Linked DNA regions of Homo sapiens: region 1 is linked to region 2. Evidence: chromatin loops called from intact Hi-C (ENCODE). Cell type or tissue: GM12878. All regions are shown on one strand. Each heading gives the region's core, and the rest is flanking DNA. Links, peaks and the distances in the headings are about the cores only. Region 1 has its middle 66 kb from the start of LINC01924. Region 2 overlaps LINC00305 (long intergenic non-protein coding RNA 305).

The links. Peaks named below come from ENCODE experiments on the same cell type or tissue, not always from the same donor. Only the 100,000 strongest peaks of a DNase experiment are listed, where the experiment ranks them.
Region 1: a loop joins it to region 2, with 4 times the contacts of the local background. A loop is called at or near these places in 2 of 110 quality-filtered maps.

The regions. Positions count from the first base shown.
Region 1 is chr18:64,035,420-64,040,811 of GRCh38, reverse strand. No RefSeq gene overlaps it. Among named protein-coding and RNA genes, the nearest start is that of LINC01924, 66 kb to the left of the region's middle. In GM12878, for the core only: a CTCF peak has its summit at 2,797 (motif pointing left); no DNase peak of the experiment used is centred there.
Region 2 is chr18:64,097,164-64,102,553 of GRCh38, reverse strand. It overlaps LINC00305 (long intergenic non-protein coding RNA 305), which reads left to right. Exons shown (of 7, transcript NR_190189.1): 5 at 3,914-3,977; 6 at 4,559-4,720. Among named protein-coding and RNA genes, the nearest start is that of LINC01924, 4.2 kb to the left of the region's middle. In GM12878, for the core only: no CTCF peak of the experiment used is centred there; a DNase peak (open chromatin) is centred at 2,093.

The DNA of each region.
Region 1 (5,392 bases), core at 147-5,146, 62 kb after region 2:
AAAATATTGCAACTGCTCTTCCTGTTCTTACCTGTTCTCCCCTGTTCTCCACACGGCTACTAAAGTGATTATTTGGCAAGTCAAACCTAACTGGGTCAACACTCAGCTTTAACTTCTCCCCATTGCTTAGAGAATAAAGTGTAAGCTCCTTAGCAAGGCATACCCAGTCCTATTCATGGCCTCAGTCTGCCTATTCTTCTAGCATTGTTCCCTGTTCATTCTACAAAGTCGTTCTGTGCAAAGGCTCATTAAAGCATGTGCTTGTTCTCTCATGCAAGGAACTTTTGCTCTCCTATTCGCTTCATTTGCAAGTCTCCCTACCCTTGACTGTACAGTGAACTCCTACTCATACGCCACCTCAAAATGAGCATCATCCTCTCCTCTGTGAATGGACCACAAGGCATTTAGAAGCTCCCTTCACCCTGATGGATATTATGGTGTAGATATCCCTACATCACAGCAATCATTACATTGTTTTATAGCTATTAATATTTCTTCACATCCTTCATGATCTATGATCTTTGAAGGAAAGTGTATTTGTCTTTTATATCTTTGTATGAGAAGTAGTACCATACAGTGTAACATCTTTTGAGCCAAACACATCAGACATTGGCTGAATGTTCTGCAAATATATCTGAACGTTTGTATTAGAGATTTAATTTCTCTAGTCCTTTGTTTTTTAACTTAAAATGGAGGTAAAACAAAATGGAGAATGCTTGATACAGTACCAGGCACATAAAGGCTCTCAATAAATGATAGATGCTGTCATTAGTGGCATCACCATTACCATTATTATCATTATTATTATTACTAATGATTTCCACTGTTCTTCTCAAAGCCTGGTACTCCTCAGGTAATCATTAAGTGTTTTCTGAATAAATAATTTATAATTATTAAATATATATATATGATTACCTTAAATGGTTATCTTGTTGACATTGACTCAGTTATTTGCTATTGTTCCTCCAATAACTTCTAAAGTGATCTTTTCAAGTAGATATTTATTAAATATTTATTGACTGAATTTCTCAGTGATCTTTTGCTTCTGTGGACAAAGAAAGAATAATTATTTCATTTCTTTTTTTTGGGTATATATATATATATATATATATGCTTTATGTACTACCGTCATTTACAATTTTATAGAAAATAATGAATGTATAGAGTTTATATTTGGATTCAACTAAAATTTGCTTGCTATTTAAAAGACTGTCAATAGAAATTAAAGTTAGGGCTTTTGAAAATAAGCCTGATTTAATATACTTAAGCCTCATGACCAGTTTTTAAAACTCTTGAGAAACAACTTGGAAATATCATATATTATGCACAGCCTAAGATTAAAGCACCCATGTTTCTCTCTCGAACTCTTCTGGAATGTAAAGCATTCAAGATTTATTGATAAAAAAGTAAGTGGGGCCAGGTGTGGTGGCTCACATCTGTAATCCCAGTACTTTGGGAGACTGAGGAGGCTGGATCACTTGAGGTCAGGTGTTCGAGACCAACTGGCCAACATGGTGAAACCCCATCTCCACTAAAAATACAAAAACTTAGCTGGGTGTGGTGGTGCACAACTGTAATCCCAGTTACTTGGGAGATTGAGGCAGGAAAATCACTTAATCCCGGGAGGCAGAGGTTGCACTGAGCTGAGATTGCATCACTGCACTCCAACCTAGGTAACACAGTGAGACACCATCTCAAAAAAAAAAAAAAAAAAAAAAAAAAAAAAAGGAAGTGGCATGTTTGTAGATTTAGTTAATTAATGTTAATTAAGCAAAAGATTGTAAGAAACCCTAGTGTGGTAACATAGCTTTGCTTTTTGTAGATATCCTGATGTGACTATAATGCTGTCTAGGACGCTGGAGAAACATCCTCCAAGTCAACATCCTCCTGTGGTCCTGTTGGCACCCTCCAGTGATGCTGGGTAGCCAGTGTTGTGTTGGCACTTGGTATGGCTGCTCTGGGTAATGATGATGATGACTTCATATATGAGTGTCAATTGCCTCATACTCCATATTGTCAGACATTTTGCAAAATGTTCTTTGTTAAACACATTACAAATGCCTATTTTGACCACAGAGTTTCTGAGTAAAGCCAATCAAAAAACTACCAAAAGACTGCTAACTTCAACAAAACTATTACAAACTTCAATGGCTGGAAAGACATTGAGACCAACAGTTTCAATCCCACCCTTTCCAAGGGAAACTTTTAAAGCCTTCATATCCTTCTAACTCACGAGACATCATCCCAGTAATGGACAAGAGTTAGAAACACAAACTTGACTGACTGCCTTTCACCAGAAAGAATATTCAAAAATTAGAGGAATATGACTATCAAAAACATTTACAAAGTATATAGCTATTACTTGAAAGCTATATCTATATATTTTTTTTCCTTATTTTACTATACATAAGAAAAAGACCCTTTATCTCTGTGGCTACTTTCTGACATATTTCTCACCGAACTATAACCTAAAAGACTCCTGAAAAGGAGATTTTTGCATGTGGCAGTAACACCAGTCCTGTGACAGGGAAAGAGCAACCCAGGCTTCTATTCCCTTGTCAGTCATCAGACCACTGTCCATTTCCATACCACATGGCCCATACTCTCATCTTTTCACCAAAATGAGCAGCATTCATAATTTCTAAATTTCAAAGATGTATTTTGTGAACTTTTACTGGAGTTGAGTGCTTTAGAAATAAGGCAAAAGAGTGCTATCGTCAGGGAATTCATCTCACCCTATTGATAAAGCTCAGATCCCACCTGTAGTGGGGGTTCTTGAGTTTAAACCATGGTGAAAATGTGTACACTGCTGACCTCTGGTGGAGATTTTTATTTTACTCTTTTTTGGTTAACTTGTCTTTGTGAAACAAGGGAATTTTACACCAATTACCTTCATAATAGCAAACACAAAAAATATTTTTGAAGTCAATTTAAATACTGTGTGGGACCTGTCAGATGCACAGATGAAATTGGGACAGATAACCTATCAATTTGCTCGTTGCTTACCTGCTAGTCACTCATTAACTTAAAAGTACTTTTAGTGTCTCTTAACTCTGCTACAAAAAAGATTGGAAGATTGGATATTGATGTATGTCCAGTGTGGCCCATTTAAAACATCTGCCATAACCATTTAAAAGCTGTTAATTCATGTCCATTTACCTATCCACACGTCAATTACAGCTAGTGAAATGCATTTGTCAGTTTTTTTCCCCCTTCCCTTCATCTCTGAAACATTCTAACACAAAACTGTGCTTGCTGGAAAAATCTGGTGATTACTAAATTAATGTTTTATTTTTGTCTTAGCATGTCTTTTGGAAAAAACACAGTCCTGATTGTCATATTCTTCTTATGCTTAAGTGCAACAATTGGAACTCAAGAATAGCCCCATGCTTTGCAGGATATGAAAAATAGTTTGAAGTCCAAAGTTCCACCCTCCATATCTAATGATGATCAGTGACTCCGTTACAGAAAGTTTTCCCTCAGTAAACCCGGAGGAAGTGGGTACTTCTTATATTACAAAGATACAATGGCAATCTGTCTGCATGTGATTTTTTTAAAAAACATGGGACCTCTGGATTCTAATTTCTAAAGTTTGAGTAACTTTGGACAAGTCACTATCAGTCACTAAATGTCTGCAAATCTTAGCATAAGAGACACAAAGTTCTTGGAAGTAAAGAGAGGTATTGTGTAGACAGGGACTATCTCTCTGATATATGGCCAGAGACAAAAAATGATGAAAAGCCCAGCCCTGGGAAGGTCTGAGGGAAAAACCAAGCAGAAAGAACAATACAGAACAAGCTCATTTCTTGGAAGATCAGCAGGTTAGTGGGCCCCAGAATAGAGGGATGGAAATGATCAGATGGGACACTGAAGAAGTAAGCAGCTCAGACCACACAGTTCTTATAGACCATACAAAGAATTGGAATTTGATTCTAAGTTTAAAATGGGAGCCATTGGAAGGTTGGAAGCAGGAGAATCATGTGATTTGATTTCAGCTTTTAAATTTTCACTCTGGAGGCAGGGAAGCTGGTCAGGAGACTATTGCAGTAGGACAATATTGCAGAACATGAAAGTGGCTTGGTCTTAGCTGCCGTGGCATAATGAATAACCAAGTATGAGGTGCACAGTTAAAAACAAATTTGAAATGTGTTTTGAAATGAAATGTGTTTTGAATTAAGTTGCATGCTATGACAAATATTATCATTTAATTCTCATTTTTTAGATTACAGAAGCTTAGCATTTTTTTTTTTTTTTAGACGGAGTCTCGCTCTGTCACCCAAGCTGGAGTGCAGTGGTGTGATCTCGGGTCACTGCAACCTCTGTCTTCCAGGTTCAAGTGATTCTCCTGCCTCAGCCTCTCAAGTAGCTGAGACTACAGGTGCGAGCCCCCACACGCGGCTAATTTTTGTATTTTTATTAGAGACGGGGTTTCATCATGTTGGCCAGGCTGGTCTTGAACTCCTGACCTCAGGTGATCTGCTTGCCTCAGTCTCCCAAAGTGTTGGGATTACAGGCGTGAGCCACTGCACCCAGCCTGAAGCTTAGATATTAAGTGATTTGTCCAATGTCACACAACCATTTGGTTGCAGATTTAGAATACAAACCTAGTTGCCGTGGCTTCATATCTGTTATACCTGTTACTCTAGAATAACACTTAATAGCACCAACTTAACATTATTATGAGACCATGGGCCACTTTTAAGAGTTACAGAATTTTTGAGTTGGTAGGAACTTCAAAGATTATCTCCTTCCACACTCTCGCTTTACAGATAAGGAAACCAAGGGAAGTTTTGTATGTTTGTTTTTTGTTTTGTTTTTGTTTTTTCCAAGTTAACTGACTTTCTAAAGCTTGCTCAACAAGTAACGGACAGGGATGGCAACAAGTTCAAGTATCTTGATTCTTAGAGGGATGTTATTTCCACAACAGCATAGCAAGTCCATTATTTGGTGCTTTCTATGACAGGAAATAAAGACATATTTTGAAAGTATGGAGAGAATTTTGCCTACTTCACAGTTATATCCAAATTTATCTTGTTCTTCAAAATAATGGCATTTGCGGCAACCTGAATGGAATTGGAGACTATCATTCTAAGTGAAGTAACTCAGTAATGGAAATCCAAACATATGTTCTCACTCATAAGCAGATGCTAATCCATAAAGACGCAAAGACATAAAAATGATACAATGGGCTTTGGGGACTCGGGGGAAAGGGTGAGATGGGGGTAAGGGATAAAAGCCTACAAACTGGGTTACAGTGTATCCTGCTCGGGCGATGACTGCACCAAAATCTCACAAATTACCACTGAAGAACTTACTCATGTAACCAAACACCACCTGTTCCCCAAAAACCTATGGAAATAAATAATAAAATAAAATAAAATAAAATAAAATA
Region 2 (5,390 bases), core at 1-5,000:
ATCCTGATTTTTAGCATTTTGGTCATTTCTGGCATTTGGGTATGTCTCTTCAGTTCTTTATTTAAAATGCCATTATATTTTACCCTTTATACTTATGTTCCCAATATAAAACAGGGGACTTGTAACCACAGAGTACGTATTGCTGGAAGCTGACATTCTAAATGTCTACTTATAATGAATCCAAAAAGTTGCTATGAAACTCTAGGGAAAGGTAGGAGATTAAAATGCTAAGTTCTATTATTGTTTTTTAGGCCTTGAGTATCAGTTTATATGTCTTAGCTCACTAGATCATGGGAAGCAATGCTGAATGAGCATAGCAAAGGGAGAATAACTGACAGACCTTTAGGCTTCTCTCATGAAAGCATTTTGTCCAGTTGCTGCTGAGGGCTTTGTGCTTGTGTATGTTTATGGGACAAGTGAGGATAAATTTCAAATATTACTGATATGAACAGCGGTCACTGGGGGCATCGGAACACAGGATGATGTTGTCGGTTTGTGAAATTGACTTGGTTGTCAGGACTTGGGAAGGCACATGTTCTAGTGTGGAGTTACACTGAGCACTTCAGGAAATGTCTGGGGAATCTATTTTGCACTATAAAAATATGACTGGAAAAATTTTAAGTAGTAGCCCAAAAGAGTCAGCCACATTCAAGCAGCCATATTCATTTGTAGGCTACAACCTACCATGTGGAAAACTCTGGCTATGCAGTCACATCATACTGAAGATGGATTTCCATTTGAGTAACTGATCCTGTAAATTTGGTTTTGCTTTTCTGTGAGGCTGCTGCAAGGAAATGAAGATGCCATAGAAAAATGTAGTGAGTTAAACAGTGTTCCCCAAAAACTTCTTCCAGAAGAAGCTTTCCACCCACAGCCTCAGAATGTGACCTGATTTTAAAAAGGTCTTATTAAATGTAATCTGTTAAAATGAAGTCATCGTGGATTAGGGTGGGACATAATCCAATGACTGGTGTCTTATAAGAAGGAAACTTGGACACACACACATACATAGAGGGAAGACAATGTGAAGACAGAGACACAGAGAAAATACCATGTGACAATGGGGGCAGAGATTGGAGTGATGTGGCTACAAACCAAAGAAAGCTAAAAATTGCCAGCAACCACCAGAAGCTAGCAACATTTTTTCCCAAAAGCCCTCAGAGCATGCGCCTCTCAACAACTCAATTTTCTGCTGATTTAAGCCACCCAGCTTCTGGAACTCTGTGACATCAACTCAAGGAAACCAATACAGAGGGCATTGTTCCCATATGAGCACTGTTATCTTTACCCTAAGGTGGGTGTCACATTCTTGTTCCTCGATGCCGAGTTAATGATTATTGCTCAGGTTCATTTCATTCTGAAAATACAGCTTCTCAATCCCCTGTCCTGAACTGAGGTGATCATAAAAAGGGGTTATCAAATACAAACCCACCATGAGACTCAAATTCTAATGGAGATAAACAGCACTTAGCAATGGTAGAGACGGGGTTGCTCAGATCATTTGCAAAGATGTCCAGCTTTGTGCTCCTGAGGATCCAAGGGTCTTTCAAACCATTTGGAATTTTCACAGGAGGTTTTCACAGAGGAATCCTAGAAAGGTCTCTGGAAAGCAAGCACCCTGTTTTCTCCATAAAATAAATGAGGATACAAACACACTCTATTGCAAACAGAAGAGTCATGACACTCTTCACCAGCAGCCTTCCATGGGACATTCATTCATGGCTCTCCCTCTCAAAAAGCCCTGAATCTGAACATAGCAGGCAACTGCCTCATGTGACAAAACAGGAAGCCATATATGGACACACAGGTGCACGAGTCTCTCAAGTGCTGATTTTCAAATGCTGTAAATCCCAGGAGAAATACACAGCTATAACTGCATAGGAGGCAATTTGCCAGAGAAAAAAAGAGAACATTTATTTTTGATTTCAAGTAAAAAGAGAAAATCAATTCATTCAAAGACTTTATGAGTCATTTCAGTTATTTGCACTCACTTGCCTAGGGATGTGGGTAAAAGTAGGGTAAATTGGGCTTCCACAAATAACCAGTGAAGAAGATGGACTGATTTCACAATCCTGGCCCTGACTGCTTCGAGTTGTACTGGGAAGCCCCTTGAGGAAAAGAAAGGCCCAGCACCGGGACAGTCCTGAGGTTGTGGTGAACACACAAGCCCTCCTGTGACGTTCTTTCTTCATACTTTCAAGAAGTTTCATGTAGCGGAGAGCTCCAATTGACTTTTTGTGTATTTAATTAAATGAAATATGATGCTTGAGTAGCTTTGAGGGGGTGTTAAAGAATCACACAGAGCAAACTACTTTGGTCTACAGCTAATTACTTTATCTGTTACACGAGGCTTTTTATAAGGCAAAAGAATCCTGTCATAACAACCATCTCCCCTGAAGAAAAAAAAAACAATATTTAATGGAAAACTTAAACTTCTTGGAGTTAGCCAGCCAGCTTTCTTGTAAAAATAATTGGATATTAAGTCTTTCTTTAAAAATATATGTGCTATGTCGAAGTAGGGTTGCATTATAAATAGAGACTGCTACTAATTCAGTTGCAAACTGTAACTAGCTTTCACTTTATATTAATGCCCAGGGCAACACGGAACACCTTACAGCTTTGCACAACTTTGAACTTATTTGTGTTCCGAAAAGCTGTATGTATGTTAACAAGGAACCTGAGAACACACCATTTTTTGTGCCGTTTGACTGGCAGACTTTGCCATGTAGAACATATCAAGTATTCAGGAAAGGGCAACTCACAACTTGAAGGATGTAAACATTACAAAATCCACCATCTGCAATGAGAAACGAGGATCCCAGTACCTAATAAAACCAAGGGGCTGGATTTTATTCTCCCTGATGGTCAAAACCAACTGTTTGCACTCAGTTCCGAGTTCTTACCATTACACGTTAAATCCTCTGTGAAATCCTACTACAGGAAAAAGACAAGGTAAACTAAATGAATTCAGGTGACCAGCTAGCAAAAAAGATTTTTATTTTCAGGAGTGAGATCATTTCAAAGCTTAAGACCAACTATATCACTGTCGGTGCCTCTTCCATCTCTGGGTCCAACCCTGCCTCAGCAGCACCTTGCATCTTAACCACTGAAACCTGTACTTAGTTCTCAGCAGGTTTTAAACATCTGCTGACCTCTCTGATTCCCCTATGAGGCTATGAGTTTCTACGATTGTGCCTCATTCATCTTTTCACCCATCACCACCTCACAAGATCAGTGATTAATAAATAGGGCTTTTAAATAAATGTTTAAAATCACAAATTTAGAGAGTACACATGTATGAAATGTGACCATATTTAGGGACCATAGAATACACAGACAAAACATTAAAACAATGTTTCCAGGTATATAGCATTTAATATATTATTATAAGGAATATCTGCTTTTTAAATTACAATATTTGCACCTCTTCAGACAGTAAAAGTAAATGAATGATTGGTGATAAGAAGGAGAAGGTCAACAGGAATAGAGACAGGATATCTTCTCCTCTTACTGATTTGAATAATATCCCTCTATATCCTCTCTGCTCAAACACCCCACTTTCCTTCTATTCATGGGATGACTGAGGTTCCTTCTCCCTCAGGTCTTTCTCCTTCCTTACATTGTATGAAACTTCAATGCTCCTTGTCACTTGGCTTAGTGCCTTGACCCTACCCAATATTTTTGTCAAATTTAAGCCAACCGCACACATAACTTCAGAAAGAGGCTTGGGGTCATCTAAACCAGGCTGGGTGCAAATAGAGGACACGTCTAAGGCTGTTCAGGTCCAGGCTTTAGATGAGCACTGATTCACACAGAAGAATGGGGGACTTTTACACTCCCAGGGTTACTCACTTTCATTGTGTTTTGCAGCATTCACTGAAAACAACAATTTATTTTCTTTTTTCACTTGCAGGATGGAAATTATCTGGTTCCACCCCTGGATATGATCAACCTTCATAGACTGTGCATTATACATGGTGAGTAACCATTTCAAATTCTTTCTTTAAAGTTACAAACCTAAGAAAAAAATTAACCCTATTTATAGAGTTTCTCATAATTTGTTTCCCAAATTAGAATGTTACTTATGAGTACATGAACTCACTTCAAATTTTCTACTTCTGTTTCAAGATGTAAAGCCACTAATTGAATGTGGAACTGGTGTGTGATCCATGCCAATTAAAAAAGAATTATCCTCCTTATTGTTGCATTCTGCACTCTAGGTTACACTTCTAACTGCCATGATTTTTATAATAACAGAACTCACTCCTGGGTCTTCATTTTCTGCCGTACCTATAAACACGGTCAGGTTTATGAATCGCTTACGAAGGCACTAGGAACTGAAATACTAGTTTTTAAAATCTGAATATTGACATAGAAAAAGGCTTCAGATTAGATGGATAGTTTCAACTTTTATATTTCTAGTATTATCTTTAATGGACAATGTTGGTCAGAGAACTTTGCCTCTGTACCTTTATTCAATAATACGTAATAAATCTTTAATTTTGTTGTTGGTTAGTTGTTGCCACCTTGCTCTCCACTCTCCTGTCCCTTATCTCAGTAGCCATCTCTGCGACCTGCAAAGATGAAAAGGGAAAGCAGGAGATGGAAACTGGTCAGCAGCCTTCTGGTTTATCAGCCACACTTACAAAGGTCAAATGTGCAAAGCGTCAGAAGACAGTGGTTAGAGTGAGATTCTACATGCTCTCAATGAAGAATAAAGGTAAGTTCAATATTTCATGAAACAAAAAGTTTTTTAAGTTATTATAAAGGAATGTTTCCATGGCTACTTTTTTATTAGTATTCAATATGAGGACTTGAAATAATATTACTTCTGATAATAGAGTGCTTAAAATTTTACTTTTTTTGCAATCTAAAAGCTCCCTCTTCTGACCACGCGGAGTAGTTCTTTATAGGCTCTTTTTAAGAATGTTCTTTATATTTTTTCTTTATTTTATATATATTCTACTTTAAAAACTTTCATAAGTCTTAATAATAAGAACAAGCAAATCTGAAATTATATAAAAGACACCTTGTGCTCAAACCTTGGACTGGAAACATAGCAATTACAAGTTTTACATTATTGTTTCCCTCCAAAGTTACAGTAAGTTGTATTTCTAAGACAATAAGAATCCATTGTCTTGAGTAGTAATTATAAGCTGCTTTTTGTGGCAAATATTGTGTTACTGAATCACCAGTGGTGGGGCAGACTCTTTGGTTTTTACAAAATAACATAATTGTATATAATATAAATCAAATACAGAAAATCTTGAAAATATACAAATAGATTTAATTCACAGCAATTAATTCAGCTATTAGCATCTTTAAAAATACATCTTTCATGGCTGCATAATATTCTACGATAAACACATATTACAACTTTCTTAAATAAT